Regions from separate parts of the Homo sapiens genome. Here region 1 is linked to region 2. Evidence: chromatin loops called from intact Hi-C (ENCODE). Cell type or tissue: HCT116. All regions are shown on one strand. Each heading gives the region's core, and the rest is flanking DNA. Links, peaks and the distances in the headings are about the cores only.

Region 1 (11,454 bases), core at 1,857-9,856, 94 kb before region 2:
AGGCTGCTATAATCTCACTTCTTCTTTCTCCTTTTCCTCCCTCCTCATGCTTTTCTGCTTTTGAAGCAGCTATGGTGGGATCAGGGACCATTTCACAGACTTTAAATGTAGTATTTCCTGACATCTATCAAATCTATACAAACATTTTCCTTTTTTTTCTTTTCTCTCTTTCTCTCTCTCTCTCTTCTTGGTAACTGGAGGGAGTTCTCAGGTCTTTGATTCCTACATTGGCCTGATATTTACAGATTTCAGAGACACGCTGATCTAAGCCATTTGGTCAAGTATTAATGGCATGATTGGCATCATTTGTGGTGTGCCTTTGGGTGGTGACTTATCCTCTCCATACTTGACTTTTATCATTGTAAACAAGGGGCAATGAATATGCATGTTTTGATGGGGTTGTGGTGAGAATTTTAAGTAATTTTTTAATGGTTCATTACATTATTAGCTTTGAAACTGGCAGATACGTAACATATATGCTTTAGTGAATATCAAATATTTTCTTTAAAAGAAGAGAATAATGTTTATGCGGTACTTGCTGTGGTCTGAATATAGTAGGTATTCTGTAAGTGATAGCTACTATTGTGGTTATTACAAGTTTGAATCATGAGCCTATGTATGAGAAGAAATGTCTGAAACAAGCATTTAAAGGACTCCGTTCATTTACATTACATCATAGGATACCCAAAGATGCATAAATAGCAACTTCCCAGCCCAGTGAGCTTAGAGTTTAGCTGTGGCAGCACAGAAACACAGCTAGCAAACCAAGGCATCTCCAGTCTGTATCCTAGACTATTGCTTCCAAAACCCTTATGCCATAGTACACGAAGAAAATAAGAGCATTTGTCCAGTATAATAGAGCAGGTGGGAGGGGACCTGGGAGGTGTCTGTCTATATGGGCTTGATTTTTTTTAATCACGATTTTTTTATCTTATGTAATTACAACAAAACAGAGTGTCTTAAAATTTTTATTAAATGTTAACTTTATATAAAACTTCCAAATAAATGGTTTTAAATTTTTCCATGACAAATTAAGCTTGCTTTTATTAATATAAATTTTTAAAATATTATTCTTTCTGCTTGAAATGACTGCAAACAATCTCTGACCATGATATTTTAATGATGGTATCTTCAAATTCTTAATCCTATTCCAGAAACCTTTCACACGCAGATGATTACAATTTTTAAACATTTTTATAAAAATTCAAAATTTTCTACAGTTGAAATTATATTTTAAAAATCTGAGAGCACTTCCTTTTTATCAGTAAATATTGGATTGTTTGTAAAAATAAGAATGGATTTCAAATCCAACTGAACTTTTTAAGGTAAAGGTTTCAGAATAATGATGATGCTCTAATTTGTATGATATACATTCTTAGAGAAGACACTGTTTAGCCAGCTAGTAAACCACTAAAAATCTCATCAGCCACAAGTGAAGAGAGATATCCAGTATATGTGAAAGGAGAACTTGGGGCTGCTACTTGGAGCTCCATCCAACACGATCCACAGTTGGGCCTCCTCAGTTCTTCTCTGCCTGATCGACCACACCTGAGGCTATTCCCCAGCTCCTTGAGCATCTAGAAAGGCAACTCCTCCAGCAGCTAGCTCCATGTATCCTTACCCATGGGACAGTCATCTCACACATCCAAGGCTGGGGAATGAACATAACCCACAGCCCCATGTGTTTGCACATGGCAGATGGGTCATTACAAGTTACGGTGGTAAGGATTGTTGTAGTGCCTTTGATTATGTATGTCTTTACCTGCACAATGGATTACAATTTCATGAAGTTGGGACATACCTAAATAAGTGTGCCATACATAAGCGTACCTGCCGTTTATATACGTGAAGTAGTAGGAGATATGTTTTCAAACTATTGATATGGAGGCCAGAACTTGAAGATTGGTGGTGAGGGAGGTGACTTAAGAGTATCAATTTGAAACTGCTTATTCTACAAATGATCTCTCATTTGGGATGTGATCCAGAGTCAAAAGGGGGGGCTTACTTCTGGTCAAATAGAGAATTTAGGTGTATCTATGTAAACCCCCACCTTCTTCCAATGCGAATAAGTCAGATCCCATGACCTCCAATGGTAGTTGGAGCCCCCCCACCCCCCCGCCCCCCGCCGCGAGAACCAGTGCAGCCTGACAGCACATTCTTCTGGGGACCCAGGCTCCTCGCCCTTTTGTCCTGTGTCATGTTCTCATCAATCATCATTTTTGGTCCTTCATTTCTATTTCTTTAGAATTTAGAATGAATTCTCCAATTTAAATTCTTTAGAATTTAGGACTAACAATGTTGGCATTTTAGAGAAGGAACTAGACTTTCCTTTGGAGTAAAACAAGTATACTATTTGGTAAAACAAAAATCAAGGGCTGAGCTATTTGGGGGGAGACAGGCCCTACTCTGAAGTCTCAGGTTTAGATTAAGGTTATATTTTCTCTGGAGGAGTGGGCAAAGCCCCCTCATATACTTTCTTCACTTGAAGGATGTATTTTTTTGTTACCGTCCAAGACTCTTGAATGGATTCAATATAGATTTCCTTGGAGAGAGAATATAGCTTAGTAGTTAGGAAGTGGAATGTAGGTTCAAATAGTCTGGCTTTAAATCCCCGCTTCACCATATCTTAAATGACCCTGGGAAAGTAACTTAATCTCTGGGTCTCAGTCTTATCATCTATAAAATGGAAACAACTCGCGTTTGTCCTTTACTCTGTATCATAGTATTTCAACTTTGGCACCATTGACATTTGGGGACAGATAATTCCTTGCTGCACAGGGACTGACCTGTGCATTGTAGAACATATGGCATCTCAGCCTCCACACACTAGAAGCAGTAGTCCTGCATCCCCCAGTTGTGAGAATTTAAACTGTTTTTAGACACGTTGCTAAATGTTTCCTGGGAGGCAAAATTGCCCCTGGTTGAGAACTGCTACTCTAAATAGTAAATGAGAAACTTATAAAGCACATGCATAGCACATAGCATTGTGGTTATGACCTGTGTTCAAATCCATCTCCTTCATTTGCAAGTTAGATTACCTCAGAAAAGCCACTTAATCTCTCTAAGCATCATTTCTTCATTACAAAATGGGTTTCATCAGCCCTACTGGGTCTATCTCATTGAACAATTGAAAAAAATCAAAGGAAGTCTCTATTATAAAAATGCCATGTAAGCCATTGAGAACTATCTGTTATGACACATTGTTACTGCCTGGTGAATAGTTTGGTAGTGAGGCTGCATGGCTAGACCTCCCCTCCCATGTTCAAAGTGATTTGCAACATCGAAGTGCTCAATACATTTTAGCTTCTGTTGTTATTGTCTCCATTCTACAGTGAAGAACCTGAGACTTGGGGAGATAAAGGAACTTGCCCAATATTGCACAGCATGGTGCACGGAGACGGAATTTAATTCAGACCATGTAATTCCAAAGTTGGTGCTATGTTCAATACATTCTTGTTTCCCAGTGAACACGAGTGCCATTATTAGAAATGAAAGCAGCACCTTCTGTTAGCAAAGGCAGTCGCCATTTATAAAAAGATGTCTGTCTTTTGGTGAGGGTTGGAAAAAGCACTACGGGACAACTGAGAATAAGATAATTTAGATATTTTTCTCCTGATTTTAATTCAGAAAAGAGGTATCCTTAGGGACTTGCAGATAGTTGAAAATGAAAGGGCAGAGCCAACCCCACCTCCATGCTATGAATCATTCATTCACTTAACGGGTTGAGTTGTACCTTCCACATCTGAGCTATTTTAGTTTTAAGTTTGCAAGCCTTGGTTATTCTAGCTTCCTAGGGAAAATCCCTCTGGTGCTTGCAGCCTCACTGGAGCCCTGGCTGTCATTGTGAACACCAGCAGTCAGAAGGTAAATACCGAGGATACTGCTCCTCTTAGCTGACTACCCTAAAGGCAAGTTCCTGATCCCTAAAATTCTATGGTCTGAGCTCAATAGCAACCATCTCACCCACTGCTTCCAAATGTACTCAGTTCAGTTGCTGTCTAGAGAGAATTTCTCCCTCTGGGTCTTGCCTGGCTTTGGAAATTGCATTGAGCCAAGGGTGGCTTGTTGAACTCCTAATCTGGAGCTACATGATAATTGGAAGAGCAGCCTGCCCACGGTGTCGCATTACATCCAACCATGCACCTCTTCTCTCCTAAGTGCCCTCGGGACACGGAATTCCAGGATTCCAGGTAGCTGAGGGGGAATGCAGCACATGAAGCTCAGCAGCAGCCAGAAGATAAGCAGTTTCAAACTGATACTCTTTAAGTCCCCTCCTTAACTACCAATCTCAGTTCCAGCAGAGATGCAGCCACACGGAAAAAGAGAAATGTTTAGTTAGCTTGGGTACAGTGCCCTCCAGGAGGATGGATGCTTGACAAAGTCCCAAGTCCAAAGCATCAGCCTTGGAGTTGAGCTGTACTAGCTGTCTGACCTTCTACTAATCCTTAGGAAAAATTAGGTTTTTCATTTTCTTTTTTTCCAGATGATGAAACGTCTTCAAAAAGAAGAGTAATTTAACCTCCAACTCTCTGTACAATCAGGTAATACTATTGTACTCAGTTGAGGTGAGAGGCATGGTGCATTACCCAGCACATGGCGGGGCACAGTAAGTGTTTGTTTGGCTTTTTTTCTTTTCTCTCTCTCTCTCTGTGTGTGTTTTTTTTTGTTTTGTTTTGTTGTTTTTTTGTTTTTTTTTTTTTTTTGACAGGGTCTTGCTGTCTCACTCAGGCTGGAATGTAGTGGTATGAGCAAGCTTACTGCAGCTTCAGTAGATCGAAGGTGCTGCCCACCACCACACCCAGCTAATTGTTTTGATTTTTAGTAGAGATGAGGTCTCACTACATTGCCCAGGCTGGTATTGAACATCTGAGCTCAAGTAATCCTCCCACCTCAGCCTCCCAAAGTATCTGAATTACAGGTGAGCCACTGTGCCTGGTCAGCAGGTGGTGTTTTGAGTCCTTCCTATAATAACTCTTTGTTGAGCACCAACTACATGCTATTGTCCTGGGCCCGGCCCCAAGATGGTCATTACTGTGCACATTGTAATGCAGCAAGTATGGAATTTGCAACCAACACCCAGATCTTCCGATAAGTTCCTCCTCTTACCAGCATGCAATCCTAGGCAAGTCATTTTCCTTCTCTGCATCTCCATCTCCTTACCTGAAACAAGCAGAGAAGATTTACAACACTCATTGAGATTATACACCTCATGCAGTCCTGGCACAAGATAGGAATTAATGTATTCATTATTTCCTTCTTCCTTTCCACATGTCTGCATCAGTTATGTGTGCTAAGTACTCCACACAGCTCAGAGATGGGAACTTTTGAAACTCTTCTGATCTAGTGCAAATGTTCTGGGGATGGCGAGGATCTGGAGAAGTCCGGACACAGAGTAAATCAGGTTGGAGAGAGATTTTTTTAAAGACATTGCAATTGCTTAGGTGAGGAAGACAGAAGACTTCAGAGGAATCGAAGATGACTCCTAGGTTTCTGGCTCGAACAACTAGGAAGAGGTTGGTGTCAAATGCTAGGGAAGAATTCTCTTTACCTCCTGTCTTAGTCAGTTTGGGCTGCTGTAAAAAATGCTGTCAAAATTTATTTTCTCACAGTTCTGGAGCTTGAAAGTCCATCAAGGTGTCAACATTATTGGTTTCTGGGTGAGGGCTCTCCTGGCTTGCAGACAGCCACCTGCTCCCTGTGTGCTCACATAGCCTTTCCTTGGCGCTTACACCTGGGAGAGAGTGAGGAAACTCTCTGGTGTCTCTTATTAAAAGAGCTTTAATTCCATTGGACCAGGACCCCACCGTCATGACCTCGTCTCATCCTAATCACCTTCAAAGGCTGTGTCTCCAAATACCATCAACTGGGGATTAGAGCTTCCACAAATGAATTTTGAGAGAACACAAACATTTGATTCATAACACCTCCGTATTAATAAGAGAGAAATAATGATGACGCGTATCCTAGTCATCTTCCTATTCCAATGGCTTTGAGCCTCTTTGATTATTTCAGGAGGTGGCTTGCAAGCACATCTGTCTACATTCGTTTTTCTTCCATAAGAAAGATAAAGGGGAAGAGGAGCCTCGGTAGGTGAGTTAGGGCTAAGCTATGAGTTCATAGTGAAGACTTTTGTGACACAAGCATAAAAAACTAGGTTCCTAAGGACCCAGTCAATGTGAGGCTTTGAACTAGAAACTGGGATGTCCGCTGAGTCAGAGGCACCCTTACCCTCAAGGATCTCACGACTTTGTAAATACATGGAGGATTTTCTCAGGAAGTTAGCTGTTTGGACTCTCGTCTCAGGTCATGAACATCTTGCCTCTGAATATGAAGGTCCTTAAGTGTGACTCCATCACTTTCCTGTCCAGGACTTCCTCAGGCAGGGGATGGTCTGCTTACCTGACCCCTAAGTGGCTTGTTAGGATGAATCATGTTCCAGTTCTCTAAGAGGGTTTATGTGTTGGAAAGAATATTCTCTTTGATCTCATGGCTTAGAGTGCATAGGCTTTGTCCAGTTAATCATGTAGCTGGCGTCAGGCTTTGCCAGTTTTTATTTCTTTGAGGCTTTATGGCATTTAAAGGGTTGGAGACTGGCCCTGTAGCGAACATGGTTTTGACTTCAACAGCAACTGAACCTTTTCTCCAGCTCTTTGATAATAATTGATTAGTCTAGAAGTCCAAGCAAAGGTGGGACTTTCTAAAGTGCCTCAGATCTAAGGGGTGATTGAAGGGGTGAGTCTTTAATAAGGACGCACTCTCTCCTCTCCTCTCCTGAGTCATTCCCACATGGTTAAAAGAGCTCTCCCAATAAATTTGATTTTGCCTTAGTGCTTTCCATTTACAAAGTACATTCATTCCACTATCAATTTAACCTCTCAAATCAGCCTTGAGAGGTAGAAAGAGCAAGGCAAATGGGCTTAATTTTGCAACAGAGAAATTCTAACACTCATTAAATGATTTGCTCAATGTCTCATGGGGTACGAGTTGTGAGAGGAGCTAACATTTATTGAGGGTCTGCTATGTGACAGTTTCCTTGTAAACCCTAACTTATATAGTCTACAACTAACCCTGGGTGGGGGGTAGATATTATTGTGCCCAGTTGAAAGATGAAGACACTGAGTCATGAGACATTTAAAGAGCTATTTCAAAGCCTCCCAGCCCTTAGATATTAAGCCAACATTGACTTTCTAGTCTTCTGAGAGTCAGTCTGTTATGCTGTTTAAACTCCTCATGCCTGACTGTAAGAAGATAATAGTACACTATTTATGCTTAGTCAAATCTGGGGTAAGAAGTGCCGTAAAAGGAAAAGAGGCCCATTTTCCCTCTTTACAGAGAGATTTGGAAATTTGCTTTCCTTTACATATGAAATGAAAGAAGACGCAGAGACATGGACCAGCTGCTGCGTGTGCTTCTCTCTGAAGTCTGAGCCGAGATTCCCTAAGCTTGACTGCATCGCTTAAGACCACAGGCCAGGGCAGCAGCCCTTCTGCGAAAAAAGCCACCTTTTAACCGGCTTGTTCGTTTTCTTCTTCTTGCACACTCTGTGGTCTGGCAAGGAGCAGGGGGGCCTCAATAGCAAAGCCCTCACAACAGCAATCCTTCTCAGTTCCCACTCTGAGTGAACCCGGTTCAACTTCTCGGGCTAACAGAGATTTTAATCGAAATGAACTGACAGAGAATTTGCTAAGTCCAAGAACACACAGTCTCGAGGTGACTGGACAGGAACAGAAGCCTCTAAAAGCTGAAAGAATGAGGCAAAGGCTTTCCCCTCGGCAGACTCTGGCCTCCCTTCTTGACACTTCCTCTTGGGCTCTGTGAGTGTTTGCCCAGGGTTATTGGCGATGTCATTGGGTGTCAGCTGATCGACAGCGAAAGGGAGAGGAGCTAGAGCTACTGCAGGCCAGGAGCACACACGCTGGATCTCATCTCATCTCCATCTAACTCCTATGTGAAGTGGGCTGTTGGAACCCCTTTCCCACATTTGAGGAAACTGAGGCTCTAAAACGTGCAGTACGTCGTCTAAGGTAACTGGCTAAACTTGCATTTGAACCTGAATCTGTTTAGCTGCCAAACCTGTGCTCCTCCTACCACCCCACACTGTCCATAGACACACACATAGCACTTTCTAAGGCTCCAAATACTTATCCCATTCTACTATCAGGCAGGGCCATTTAGATCCAAATCCTTTTTCTCCAATAGAAATGAGCTGTTTAAAGGCAATGACCTTCTTGCTCAACCCTTCATCCTTCACCAGACCCATCAAGAGGGCTTGCAAATAGTAGGTGCCCAATAATTGCTCATTTTTACTAAATTCAACATGTAAATGCACACGTACCCTGTAGTTGGTTCTGCCCAAAGACCAAACCCACTGGCTGTGGGTAGCACTTTGTTTTACCCCAAGCTGTCTGATTCCCCACAGGATAGGCAGTGGGTAGATTTTCTACCTATCCTCTTGCGTAGTGGGACTATCATTTAAGCAGCGAACTTTTCCATTCTAACGAAGCTCTAATCAGAGGTGGAAAGGGAAGCTTGGTTATCTGGGGCAGGTTATATAGATCAGTGATTCTTTGGACTCCACAAATTCCCAAATCCACGTTTCAGGTTCTGTTTTCAATCTTCAAGCATTGTAGGCATCTCCCGGGGACTATGAGAAGAATGCTCTAATTTCAGGACAGAGTGGAGCCTAGAGCCAACTTGGCAAGGGCCAGAGGAATATAAATTCAGAGTGACAACTTAAGGAACATGGTTTTAATAGAAACATACTTTTATTTCTTCTCCGATCACATGCTGACTGTCTGTTTGCATAGGGAGCCCCAGGCTCAAATGAAAGTTGTCAGAATTGGTAATTGAGGGGCTCTGCTTTTCCCCCAAAAGCTCCCTGGTCCTCCAGATGACAACTGTGAGAGATTGCTTGGATGCTTGGGGACTTTGTGAAGTCAACATTATACAGCAGCCAGAGCAAATGTAGGTATGATTTGCTATATGCCATGGGGGGGAATTCTGGCACAATTCATTGAAGAAAATGTTAAGAAATCCCTGGACTGTTGGGCACATAAGAAGTGGCAAGGTTTCAAAGGTGAGTAAGACATCTTCTCAAGGAGCTTGTTCGATGGAGAATACAGAGGTGTGAAGACCGTACTTAAAGTTGGTTAAGGGTACAAAATACATTAGTTAGAAGGAATAAGTTCTAGTATTTGATACTACAATAGGAAAATTAAAGTTAACAATAATTTATTATATATTTCAAAATAACTAAGAGAGAAGAATTGTAATGGTCCCAACACGAAGAAAAGATAGATGTTTAAGGTGACGGATATCCCAGTTACCTTGATTTGACTGTTAAACATTGGATACATGTATTGATATATCACATGTATCCCCAAAATATGTATACCTATGATGTATTAATTTTTTAAAGCCCCATAATTGTAATTCTTAGATATTGTAATAAGAGAGTAAAGACAAATAATGAACTCAATTTAGTAAAAACCAAATACAATAATAACATAAGATGTGATATGTTTTCAAACTGTTCTCAGGCAATTGGTCCAACTTCTCATTTTAACACTTGTATGTACTATGCACTCCTTAAGGTTTGGGGAGAAGTCCTTGTAGAAATGTCATTGAATTTTTATTGGAATAAGATAAAGGAAAAGAAAAATAAAAGTTAAAATTAGAGTGGTGTATTAGAAAGTCAGGTACTTTTGTGTGTGTGAAACAGCCTAAGGATTAAGAACAAAGGCTCTGGAGCCAGGCTACTGGGTTCAGATTCTAGTTTTCCCACTTACTGTGTGACTTTAACCAATTGCTTAGCTTCTCTGTGTCTCAGTCTCCTCATCTGTGAAAAGGAGAAAATGATGGTGTCTGCCTCATAGGTTACTGTGAGGAGGAAATAAGTTAATAAAAGTAAAGTGCTCCTAAATGCTATGTGGAACCTAGATTGGATCTTGGAACCAAAAGAGAACATTGATGAAAAACTCATAAATTCCAAATAAAACATAGAACTTAATTAATTTTTTAAAATAATGATCTTGCATTAGAAATATTGTCTGTGTCACAAAATAATACATCACTGGGTATGAGATGGGAGGTGGAGAGAAGTCAGCTCCATAGAGAATGCCTAGAAAGGCTGACGAAGAGTTTGCTGGGTGAACACAGGAAGATGGAGGCCTAAAAAAAAGAATGGAGTGTTTAGGGAATTAACGTGACATAATTTGGCTGGGGCCAAGGTTGTATTTCCAGATGTGAAGGAGAAGCAGGAGATGTCCTCGGAGAATTAGATGGAGTTTAGATGATGCATGGCTTTGTACTCTACACCAAGCTCAAACTGTCGCCTGTGGCAACCACATTGGAGTGATATAGTCAGAGGTACACAGCAGAACAGTGTCCTTGGCTGCAGCATGATGGGTGAAAGAGACTGGGATCCAGGAGACAGAAAGACCAGGAATAAAGCTGATATGGTCATTCAGGCGGGAAGTGATCAGTGCCTGACCAGGACAGGACAGCAGGGCTGAAGAAACAGGAAGGATGAGGCAGAGACCTAAGAGGCATCCTTGGGAGATCGCTGTGATGTTACCCTGCAAGGAAGTCACCAATTGCCTGTCAGAGACCTTTCCAGGGTACCAGGGCCTCGGGATGAATTACTCCCCTTACTTTGAGATGCTTTAGTAAAGAGAGATGCAGAGTTTCAGGAAGAAATGGATCCTCATGTACTTATAGGGGTTTACTCTTTACAGGGCTCCTTCATGTGCGTGATCTTGTTGGTTGTTACAACAGTCCTGAGAGGCACACATTATCATTATTCAAAACTGTGCTTTTGTTTTACTGATTATAGATATTATAGAAACAATCATTGTAGAATGCTTGAAATACTTTTAAAAAAGGAGTAGAAAATTAGAATTGCCCTGATACCCTGATTGATAATTACTGTTAATATGTTGATAAACCAGTTGCTTATAGCAGCTAGCAAGTGAAAAAATGCAAAATTATATTTCAAAACCAATTACATAGTAACAGGTTATATGTTTTAGCATTTTCTATAGTTACAAAATTGGGATTGAAATACAAGTGCTTTATATTCCTGTTTCTGTTTTAGCATTAGATTATAAGCATTTTCTGTGTTAATAAATCCAATTTGCAAGCCCAATTTTCATTGCTGCATAATATTCCTATGTAAAGGTGTGCTATACTTTAGTAATACTATTATCTACTGATAGATATTGATGGACATTAAGTTATTTCCAGTTTTTGCACTCATAAATAATGCCTTCCTGAATATACTTTAACATGTGTTTCCCCCATGTGTTTCTAATTACTTCCTTACAATAAATTCCTGGAAGCAAAATTTCCAGGTCAAAAGATATGCACATTTTAAAACTTGATGTTTCCTGAAATTATTTATTCCAAATGACCATGCCTACTCACAGTGAATGAGCCAACCTGTATTACCCATCT
Region 2 (11,454 bases), core at 1,678-9,677:
CAATTCTAAATACATTCCAGGGTTGCCAAAATAAATGTCGAATCCTGATTCTCTCTTTGTAGTCCCTGTTTGTTAGGTCAACATCCCATAGCCTTCCAAGCTACTACAAATATTAGTGTCTGCTCCTCCCTTGTCCTCCTGTGTAATCGATCACCAATCCTGTCTTCAAGGTTAGTCCCATATGCTGCTTGAAATTTCTAAGTGAATCTGCATTATGTATGACATCTAAGCTTATCATTCTAGCACCTCAGGTGTTAGCTCCTCCCTACCTAGCTTCCTCTCCTACTCTCTCATTCTCCCTCCATGGGCTTCCCCTCACTGGCCTCCAGGGCGGCCAGCCCTCCATCTGTGAAGAACCTCTTGCTATAATCTGAACACGCCAGGTTGTCCTCAGTCTTCCTCATCTACACCAGACACTTCTGGGGAAAATGCCCACCCTTTCCTCCTCTCCTGTTATTATGGCTGAAGTGCCCCTCCTTCTGTCTATCTCTAGACCCCATGCATGCCCTGTTGCTTTCTCAGGGACTTCATCTTTCCTCTGTTTTCTTTATTTTTTTGCTTCCTTGTTCCTTTATATAAACTTAAAAATGCTCACTCCCTCCCATTTTAACAAAACTCCCCAATACCCATGTTTCACCCCAGCTATCACCCTTCACAGCCAATACTTTCTGCCACTAATTCTTAACCTCCTACTTACTCTTGAGTTCATTGTAATCTGATTTTTGGTCTTTCCATTTTACTGAAATTATTCCTTGCCATTGTTTCCTCAAACCATCTTTTTCCTAAATCTAAAAGTCTAATCATTCCCAAGGCATTTTTAATTTGACATTTCAAAAGAATGTGATACTCCCCACTTCTTTAAAGTCTCCCTTCCTTCATCCTGGAGTTTGTGGGGTTTTCTCCTCTCTCCTCGGCCACATATCCAACTTCACTTCCTCTGCCTCTACAGACTTCTCTTTTTCTTTCTTCCCTTTAAATGCCTTTCCCCCCTGCAATAATTCTACTAGTCAAGATGGGTTGAACTGCACTAACAAACACCGCTTAAGATCTCAGTGACACATATTTGTTATTTGTTTAGGCTACATACCCAATGCAAGTTGGCAATAGGACAAATCTGAGAACCATGGACAGTCATTCCGCTCTATGAGCAAGACTGACCACTAATCAAGAAAATTCCAACATTTTCCCAGCTAGACTTCAGAATGGCTCTGGTGACAACTTTCTTGAGTGTCTATAGTCATTACCCTATGTCTGTCCCACCACTGTGTCAGGGGCAGATAATTTGTCTCTTTCATTCCCAGGAGTTCAAATTGGGAGAATCTGTACTCAAGGAGCTATACGTAAAGAAGTATACCCAAGAAGATGTATTGACACCTAAACCTGATTTAGATGATGAGATTCCAGACTTCAAGCTGATTGGATAGAATGAGATTTTGGGGAGCCTTGGGGAGGGGCGAATGTGTTTTGGATGTGGGAGGCATGTGAACCATTGGGAGCTGGAGTCACACTGTCACAGCCAGCCTTCAAGATAGCCCTCATTTCCTAGCCTTCTAGTATTCACTTCCTTTTACAGACTCTGCCTCCATTGGATGGGGCTGGCCTGAGTAGCCAGTAGGATATTTCAGAAATGATGGAGTGTGATTTTGAGGGCAGGGCATAAAAGACACAGTGACTTCTGTCTTGTTCTCTGCCTCTGTTATCACTCCCAATGGGGGAAGCAAGAGACTATGTCATGAGGGCATCCAGCAGCACTGTGGAGAGGCCCACACAGCCACGAACAGGGACCTCTTGCCAACTGCTATGTGAGGGAGCCATGTTAGAAGCAGATCTTCCAGCACGTCACATCTTCAGTTGCAACTTTCATTGACTTTCTGATACCACTTCAGAAGAAACCTTAAGTCAGAAACTTCAGATAAGCTAAATTCCTGACCCTCAAATTGTGTCAAATGCGAGTGTCCATTAGCAAGTCTTCATCATCTCCATTTCTGCCCAGTCACATTAACTCTTGACTAAACCACTGCAGCCGCTTCTCTAATAGGTTTCTTTGCTTTCAAATTTCTTTCTTTTCTGAAATTCACTTTCCCTATGCGGACCTGAGTGAAATGTCAAAGTACGAATCTGCTGAAAATCCTCTGAAGATTTTCCAGTGCTCCTAGGAGAAATCCTAAACTTCCCAATGTGGCCTATGAGGGCTGCTTGATCTGACTGCTGCCGACCTTTCCAAAGTAGTTCTCAAGACTCATTCAATTCAAAATTCAGGCCTTCAAATGTCTTTCATTTTCTAGAATAAGCCTTCCTTTTTCTCGTTCCTTGACAAGACTTTTTGCACAAACTACTGTCTGCCCAGAACACTCCTCTGTTCTCTTTTCTCCCCCAGTTATTCTTCTCCCTTTGACCCCACATCTCTGAGAAGCCTGTCCAGACTTTCCTTGTCCAAGTCTGGGAAGCGACCCTCTTCTGTGCTCCATGACAATGTATATCATATCCTTGTCACAATATTATCCATCCCTATGATATTACAGTAACAGTAATATTAATAACTACTCATAACATGCTCTCTGGGACTACCCCTGTGTCATCTGAAGACATTTCCCCTACTCAAGAGCCTCTGCACCTGCCCTCAAAGATGCTCTTTGATCACAGAGCATGCTTGACTCACACTTAGGGCAGGCTAGAAGCACTGCAAAGTTAACCTCAATCAATGAGGGTTAAGAGTTGGTGAATAAATAGCCCATCTTCTTCATTTTAGTGGGCCCCTTCTGAGGTATGCTCTATGATATGTCTCAGAATTTCAATGGGATTAAGCCCCAGTTACCCAGAGGAGTTACCTGTCCATAAACATATCCTTCATTAGTGGTCTTTTTTCCCTCTGTGTCCCATCTCCACTCCCTCACAGCTTCTTGCATCTTTTCCCAAATAAACTACTAGTACACATACCCGTTCTCAGGGTCCGATTTGAGAGTTAACCACACTGGGTCACAACCACCTAGTCAACACTTACCAATGAGCTGGACACTGTGTTAAGCTCTTTATATGCATTATATAATTTAAGTCTCTTAACAACCCAATGAGATAAGTGCTAATTCGTAAAAATTATGGTAATAATACTTACTCAAAGCATTGTTGTGAAGATTAAGTGGAATAATGCATAAAAAGTGCTGAGAACTTGGTAAGACTGGAGGAGAAGACAAACTTGAAGAGTTTAGCACAGCCTTTGGCAGAGTAAGCAATCGGTCATTTGCCCAGGATCACACAGATACTAAGTGATAGATTTTAACCAAATTCTGCCAGATTCCAAAGTCCTATACTGTCTTGTCAGCTGTAACCTTCCCTTCAATTATTTTCTACAGGTGACTGCAGGCTCCATGGGAATAGGAACCATGTTTATTATATTTAGTTTTATTCCCACACCTTGACATTCAGTAGATAGCAAAATATTTGTGTTGAGAACAATCTATTCTTCCCCCTCAAATCTGTTTTATATTTAGTTTATATTCATTACTCACAATAACTTTTCTTTGAGTCATTACTGAGAATAATTATAAAAACTATATATAAAAACAGCATGTCATCTTCAAAAAGTTGAATTTTTCTCTTATTTTTTTTCTTTTCCGGAAAATAGTGTATTTCCATTTCAGGAAGGCAGCATATTTAGTGGTAAGGTCATGCTGGTTTTGAAGTCTGAAGGACTTGGTTCAAATCTTGTATTTTCAACTCTATGACCTTGGAAAAAATACTTAGCCTCTCTGATTTGTAGTTTTCTCATCTATAAAAGAGGAATATTGTACCTCCCATACTAGTTATTTACTGTTGCATAACAAATTACCTCAAAACTTAGTAGTTAAAGACAACAAACATTTACTATCTCACATAGTTTCTGAGGGTCAGTAATCCAGGAGTAGCTTAGCTGGGTTGTTTTAGCTCGAGGTATCTCATAAGGTTGCAGTCAAGTTGTCGACTAGGACTGTCATAATCCGAAGGCTTGACTGGGGCTGAAGATTCACATCCAAGCTCACTCATATACTTGTTGGCAAGACTCTCAGCTCCTCTCCATGACAGCCTCTCAGAGTATGGCAGCTAGCTTTCCCCAGAGAAAACCATCTAAGAGGGAGGGAGAGGTAGCCACCAAGACAGAAGCCACTGGGTCTTTCGTAACCTAATCTTGGAAGTGTCATACCATCACTTCTTCCATATTCTGTTGGTTGCAGAGACCAATCCTAACACAGGGTAGAAGGGGGAACCACACAAGGAAGTGAATACCAGTAGGTGAGATCACTGGGGCCATCTTGGAGTTTAAGCACAACATCTCCCATATGGAGTTGTAATGAGGGTTTTTATGTGCCTAGAACATAGCTATCTCTCAAAAAAAAAAATTCTGTTTTATGGACTCATGGGAAGATACATGAGTTTTAGAACCTGAGGAACACACTTAAAAATTTAGAGTATAGTAGTCATCCCGGCACAATTACTATCAAACAAATCTAGTTATTAAATTTCACATCCTGCTGAGGACTTAGCCAGCAATACTAATGACAGCCAAAACTACAGAGCTTCTCATAGTTTCCAATATTTTGTTTACATTGATCATTAGTTTTAATTTTATGCCATCATATATTTCATTTAGTTCAGCAACTCAAAAATGTATCAGTTATTATGGTCACACTTTCCAAGTAAGGACAATGAGCTTTAGGAAGGTTATGTGATTTGTCTAAGGACACACAGCTATCCAGTGATGAAGTGAAGATTCACCCCAGGACTCATGACTCCAAAGTCTCTTCTCTTTTAATTATCTCATGCTGTATTAGTGCTAAGTCAAACTCATTTTATAAAAAATAAAAAGAGAAGAGGAGGGAGCGTCATCAATATTGCCCTTTCCAGGAATTTCTACATAAGCTGACAGCAGTTTCCTTGGGGTTCTCTTTTCTGTGGTTATCAATTGTTAAACGGCCCAGGATCTCTCAGAGCTCATCCAGGTATGTGCATAGAGCCCTGAAATGCTGATATTGCCTTAGGGGGTTATTTGTTTTTTATAGCCCCACAGGCCATAGCTGGTGCATTTGCCTGAGCTTCCTCATCCTTTGTACATATACCCAGGGAGGAGAAGGTGAATAGATAAGATCTTTCAGCCTGCAGATTTCCAGTAATAAAAGCAAATGCTTTCTGTTGAGACCCAGCTGAGACTGGAGGTGGTGAATAAGGGCTGTATGTGTAAGCACTGTAGGCTTCTGGCCAGTAAAGAATCCAGACACAGCCTGCACCCTCCTGGCCTCCTGGAACTCTAAGAGCACAGAAGGACAGGGTACAGACCTATGGAGTATGACACTTATTCCAGGGACTTTGACCTGCTACATTTACAGGTCATGACAGCTTTGATGCTGCCTCTGGGGAAGGGCCACCATTCAACTTGCCAAGAGAAGAACCAAAGGAACAAAGGCATGAAGCTCTGGGATCATGGCTGGGCCAAGTTACTGACAGTACTATTTGCATAGTTCTGGTCACTTTCCAAATTACCTCTCACTCAGCCTCACCACAGCCCTTATCCACAGAGCCACCTGGGGTGGAATGGGAGGGGCTTTTCTTATCCCCATCCAACAGATGAGGAGACTGTGACTCAGAGAGGTGAATGACTTGGGCAAAGTCTAACAACAGTAACCACAGAGTAATGATTTCTAAGCTACTAATTAACTTTCTAACCATCTACCCATAAGGAATTGGCCTGTAGGTTGAAAAGGCATTCCTGAGTCTCTGTATACCACACACCAAGGATTAATATTCCAAGTAATCATTTTAGAATTTAAAAGTGCAATAGTTAAAATAAAGAAAATAAGATACTGGACACGTCTATTAAAGAAAAACATCAGAATAAACACATCAGAAGACTGACTCATTGGGCGTGGGGATCAGATTCCTTCTAAAAGTCATCATGAAGGAGAGTGGAGAAACATTAAGGAATATGGAAGATAGAAATGGAACTGCCAATATTTGAATAACAGAAGTTCAAGAAATAGAGAAGTAGAGGCAGCAACAAAGGGAGGAAAATACTTGGAAAAAATATTAAAGATAGATTTTCTAAAAGAAGAAACAAAGGAAATACGGAAGAGAGACTTTGGAATCAAAGTGTCAAATAGGATTTCAAACCCCAAATAAATGTGATTTAATGGAATTTGAAAACATCATAGAGAAAATTCTATGAGCTTCCAGAGGAAAAGAACTTATCACTTTGCAAAAGGACAAGACTCAGAGATTAACCACTGGTATAAGAAGATGATGGAACAATATTTTTAAAGTATTAAATGACTATAACTTTAATGCTAGAATTTTATAACCTCCAAAATTTTCACTTAAATGTGATGGGACAGTAAAGATATTTTCAGGCATTCAAAACCTCAGTAGTTTTACCACACAAAACTTCACTTTGAAAACCCTCCGTGCTTCATTTGATCCTCACAGGTCTGTGATGTGATGGTGGTTAATACTGTCCTTAAAGGCAAGATTAAAATGGTGGAATCACCTATCCATGGTCACACACTTGGGACTCACAGCCAGGTCAGAACTGTGCAAATCTCCTTTTACTCTAGGATGTTGTCTCCTTGATGAAGCAGAAAGGAAGGTCATATAACTGCTCTCACAGCTTTCCTACCTGCCCTTGCCACTCAAGGGAATTCTAGAACTGCCCCCTGCTTCCCCACGTCCATCTTCTCAGGACTCCTGTTTTTCTACCAGAGAGACAAAGTCAATCTATACAATCTATATAATCAAGGAATGAGAAAACATTCCCTGGGGACAAAGAGAAAGAAACACACAGGCTGAGTTGTGTGGGAAAATGTCAGAAAAAAAACCAGGATGGGAAGCTGCTCTGGGATATAAGGAATCTGTGAGGAATAAGGGAAAGTCATTCAGAGCTATAGAAGATCAGGAATGGTGTCCCACTGATGTTCTCTAAGAAATGCAAATAGAGGTTTTGAGTAACATTGTAGTTGCTTTTCTTTTATTCTTTTCTTTTTTTTTTTTTTTTTTTTCTGAGATAGAGCCTCATTCTATCACCCGGGCTGGAGTGCAGTGCTCAGTCTCAGCTCACTGCAACCTCCCCCTCCCAGGTTCAAGTGATTCTCCTGCCTCAGCCTCCCAAGTAGCTGAGACTACAGGTGAAGACCAACACACACTGCTAATTTTTTATTTTTAGTAGAGATGGGGTTTCATCATATTGAGCAGGTTGGTCTCGAACTCCAGATCTCAAGTGATGTGCCACCTCAGCCTCCCAAAGTTCTGGGATTATGGGTGTGAGCCTGGGATTATGGCCCCTGGCCACAGTTGCTTTGAATTGTTGGAGAAGTATTTCCTTGGAAGTGAAATTGATCTGGGATTGGACTTTGTGGGTTCCTAGATTTGTAAGGAACATACCTATAACTGTGTAATAGCTTATCTGCTGTGGAGCAGACTTCCTTCACAAAAGGGATCCTGAAATAATAATAATAGTAATAATGAAAAGATAGTGACCCTGAATGTGTGCTCCAGTGGTTGAAACCTTTGATTTCTGTCGGGTATGTTAGGGGAGCAGGGAGGTAGCCCACCATCTGTATTTGTCTTTTTTCTCCTTTTGTTTCTACTTAACCATTTTCCATTCCTCATTGCCTTTCTCACTGTGACAATGCTTTATTTCCACAGGGCAGTTTATTGTTATGGACCAAGCAAGGGTCAGGCCAATTTGAGTCCTAATCTCAAACCCTCACTAGTCTTGTCCCTTGATCTTAGATAAATTACTTTTTTTTTTTCCAGGTAGAAATCATGTTTCCTTTTAACTGAATACTTAATTCACAACTTTTTTTCCTCTTGGTTGCTACTCTGGTAATAATTATGCCCCCACCTATCAAGAACACTGCATCTGACCAGACTGAGAGCCAGTGTGAACATGGGCCCCAAACCAAGGCTTTCAGAATAATAAGGAACAGCAAAAACCAGCCTCTCCCCTCACTTAGAAAGGGGCTATGATTGGGAGGGTCCAAATTTTCACCATCCAAACACAGAAAACCAGAAACTCAATGCCAACATGGAAACCAGAATGTATCAGGAATGAAGTACAGTACCCCCTCATATACACAAGGTCAAGATGGGTTTGGAGAAAGATATATTTGACCATCTGGCCTCTTCTAGTAGATAGGGCCCCAGCCTAGCATTTTTAAAGGAAGATATTTTTGTTTCTGTTACTTGCATTACTTCTCAAAGGGGTATACAATCTACTAAATGGGATATAATGAAGGAGAATAAATCTTCTCACACACAAGAAACATTGCTGGATAATGATTTTTAGTTGCTGAAAATCAGCGCATTATTTAAAAGTGGCAAAAATTCAAGGCAATCTGAGGAAGAATTCAAAAGTGGTGGCTACATTTGCTGGCAGGTTTAGGTAGGACATGCACACTTAAAACTCCCATTTTTTTTTTTTTTTTTTTTTTTTTAGTGTATATGTCAAGAGGCCAAAACCTCTGATCATCAAAATAAGCAATTTTGTATATTACAGTGCACAGGACAACAGAGGGAAAGAGGCTCTCTTGGAGAGTGACTAAAAGGTCTTTTGCAAAAGATTTGTATTACTTTGAAGTGGAAGGACTGGAGCCCAGGGCCATGTGGCCTTCATTAACTTGACCCTTCCTTTTCTTTGGTTGCAGTAGCCTCATTGGGAGCTGTTTCTTCTACATGTTCTGCTGGCTTCTCCTCTACCTCTTCCTCCCCTTCTTGGGGATAGAGATCTGGATATTCCTGCCTGCCTTCCTGCATGGCTCGGAACTGGTCTACACAGTCTGACCCCTTGACCTGCTCATGTTATGGTGGAAGCAGGAAAAGGCTGCCTTGAACTGTTCCCTGTAGGAGCCATTGGCCATTCCCCCAAGGAAGAGGCAGTGCCAAAGTCTCCCATTTGGCAGCATCAATCCATGCTTCTCCTAGGGAGGGATCGTTGGGGTCATCAGCCACCAGCTCTGCAATGCTTGGAGTTTTGTAGTCTTCTTTGGTCACAAATATGATGTGATCCTTCTGTTCCTGTCAGCAGTAGGACATGGCTGCAGCCCAGCCCTTAGACCTCATAGAAGGAACAGTGGCTGTTGCAGCTTCACGCGATGACCTCCCTCTCCTCAGGCAGGGCAGGTGCCTCTGAGGCCTGTGCAGACCGGAGATAAATTACTTAATCTTCCTGGATCTCAATTTTTTTTGTCTGTGGAATGGATTAAATCATAGCCATTCCCTGGCAGAGTTATTGAGAGGACTGCATGAGGTAATGAAGGTGAAGCCCCCGGCCAAGAGTGAGTGTCCACACACCTTCACCCTCATTCCCTTTTGACTTGGCTCCTTCATGAGGCACTTTCTGTTATCAGTTAATGCAGAACCAATAAAGGACATGAGGACTCTTGACCATCAGTAAACTGATGCTCAAGGATCCCTTTCTTGCATCTCATTGACTCTTCCACAAATGAACCTTTTCCCTCTTGAACATCAGCTGATCATCTTCTGAAAGGCCCTGCCTCAATTCTGAAACTCTACTCTGTCTTAAAAGTAGCAGTGATGGGAGACATCCTTCATCTCTATGTGATCTTCAAGAGAATGTATCTAAAGTTTCTCCAATGAGTATGATGTTTGCAATAGATTTTTGATATGAAACCTTTATCCTTGGTTGCTGAAATTCATGTTTGTTTTTGTTTTCTCTTGTGATCAGAAGTAGACACTGAACATATCACATGATTTTCTTCACGTATCAGGTAATCATATGCAGTTTTCTTTTATATATTGATACAGATAAATTATTTTTATAGATTATCTGATGTTAAAACATACATTCATTCCCCCCAAAAACCTTACTTAAGTATAAGATATATTCTTAATTGGCTAGTGAACTTGTATTATTCAGATCAGGTAATCACCTATTGATTTTTGGATATTTCATCTGTTGTGTTTTTTAAAGAGAGGTGTTTAAAAATCTCTAATTATAATTGCTGCTATATGTGTTGCTTCTCACAGTTTTATAAATTATATATATGTATTTGGAGGCTACATTTTAGAGGCCTATGTGCTCATGATGGGTCTTTCATCTTGCTCTGTTGGTTTAGAATATTTTTCTTTAAGATATTGTTTCCCTACAGTTTTCAAGACTGTTATTCCAGATTTCACTTGCTTCATATTGGCATGATATTTCTTTTCTCATCCTTAGATTTTGAAATTTTCTTGCATCCTTTTGATTTGTGTGTCTGTCGACCACACAATTTGTGTTTTTAAAAATCTCAATGGAGACTCTGTCTTTTAATTGGTGAGCTTAACCATTTACATCTATTTTAATTACCGTAATATTACATTCTTGTGTGCTTTCTATTATGAAAGCTTTTGACAATAAAATACAATTAAACTCTTAAATACAAAGTTTGATTTATTCAATGCAAAACATCTGTTGTTTCTTTTTTCTCTTTCCCTTTTCCAGTTTACGTTGTTAATATCAATGTTTAAATATGCTAATAGTATTTTAAATGTATTACTATTTATGTCTTTCATAAAAATACAGGTTGTGCAGCATGTTCTCATGTTACTTTTATCTTTAATCCTACCCTCAGCCCCACCTCTGCTGTGACTTGTCTAAAATTATAATTCTGTTTTTCTTATGTTTTCTTTAGTGCTTGTCTTTAAAAAAAAAAAAAAGACAACAACTTTATTAAGTAACCTGATCACTCCTTTCTATACCTCTTCAAGTTCCCTCCTGTATTTATTTTTGTTTTTATCTGCTCATTTCATTTCTACCAGGAGTGTTTTCAAAGTGGAGTTTTGGGTAGTAAAACTTCTAAGTTTGCTTCATAGGGATGCACTTTTATTTGTGATTCCTACTCTACCTTGAAAAACCATTCAATGGGGCCGGGTGCGGTGGCTCATGCCTGTAGTCTCAGCACTTCGGGAGGCCAAGGTGGCCAGATCACGAGGTCAGGAGATCGAGACCATCCTGGCTAACATGGTGAAACCCCGTCTCTGCTAAAAATACAAAACATTAGCCAGGTATTGTGGCAGGCACCTGTAGTACCAGCTACTCGGGAGGCTGAGGCAGGAGAATGACATGAACCCAGGAGGTGGAGCTTGCAGTGAGCCAAGATCACACCACTGCACTCCAGCCTGGGTGACAGAGCAAGATTCCGTAAAAAAAAAAAAAAACTATTCAATGGGATAATCTTCTGCCCCAGTCAGCTCTCATTGTTCACTTCCTCGTAGGTCAGAGTGCAACAGGCCCTTTGAAATCATAATCTCAATGCTGATACTTGAATGTGTCCACTCCCAGAAATGAATCACAATGCCAAATTTGGGTTAGTGTCAAGCCTTCCCCCACTCTTATTTTGAGCTGTTTGGCTTTGAAGCCAGCAATGGCATGAAGGGCATGGCTGGATTCTTCATTTCTCCATCTGTCCTCCACCTGGGGCACTCTGGCCTTCA

Evidence for each region. A loop is a pair of places that touch in the nucleus more often than their neighbours do. Peaks named below come from ENCODE experiments on the same cell type or tissue, not always from the same donor. Only the 100,000 strongest peaks of a DNase experiment are listed, where the experiment ranks them.
Region 1: it touches region 2 in a loop (9-fold over the local background); 2 of 110 quality-filtered maps call a loop at or near these places.

The regions. Positions count from the first base shown.
Region 1 is chr9:107,995,061-108,006,514 of GRCh38, forward strand. LOC107987112 (a long non-coding RNA gene) reads left to right here and starts at 4,871. Exons shown (of 10, transcript XR_007061721.1): 1 at 4,871-5,513; 2 at 5,610-8,024; 3 at 8,875-8,964. RefSeq lists an enhancer at 5,353-6,552. In HCT116, for the core only: a CTCF peak has its summit at 4,913; DNase peaks (open chromatin) are centred at 4,121, 5,011, 6,421, 7,081 and 1 weaker place; H3K4me3 peaks cover 3,665 bases; H3K27ac peaks cover 4,863 bases.
Region 2 is chr9:108,088,798-108,100,251 of GRCh38, forward strand. All of the region lies in intron 4 of LOC105376214 (a long non-coding RNA gene), which reads right to left. It also overlaps the pseudogene CHCHD4P2. Among named protein-coding and RNA genes, the nearest start is that of KLF4, 600 kb to the left of the region's middle. In HCT116, for the core only: no CTCF peak of the experiment used is centred there; a DNase peak (open chromatin) is centred at 5,564; H3K4me3 peaks cover 1,349 bases; H3K27ac peaks cover 2,195 bases.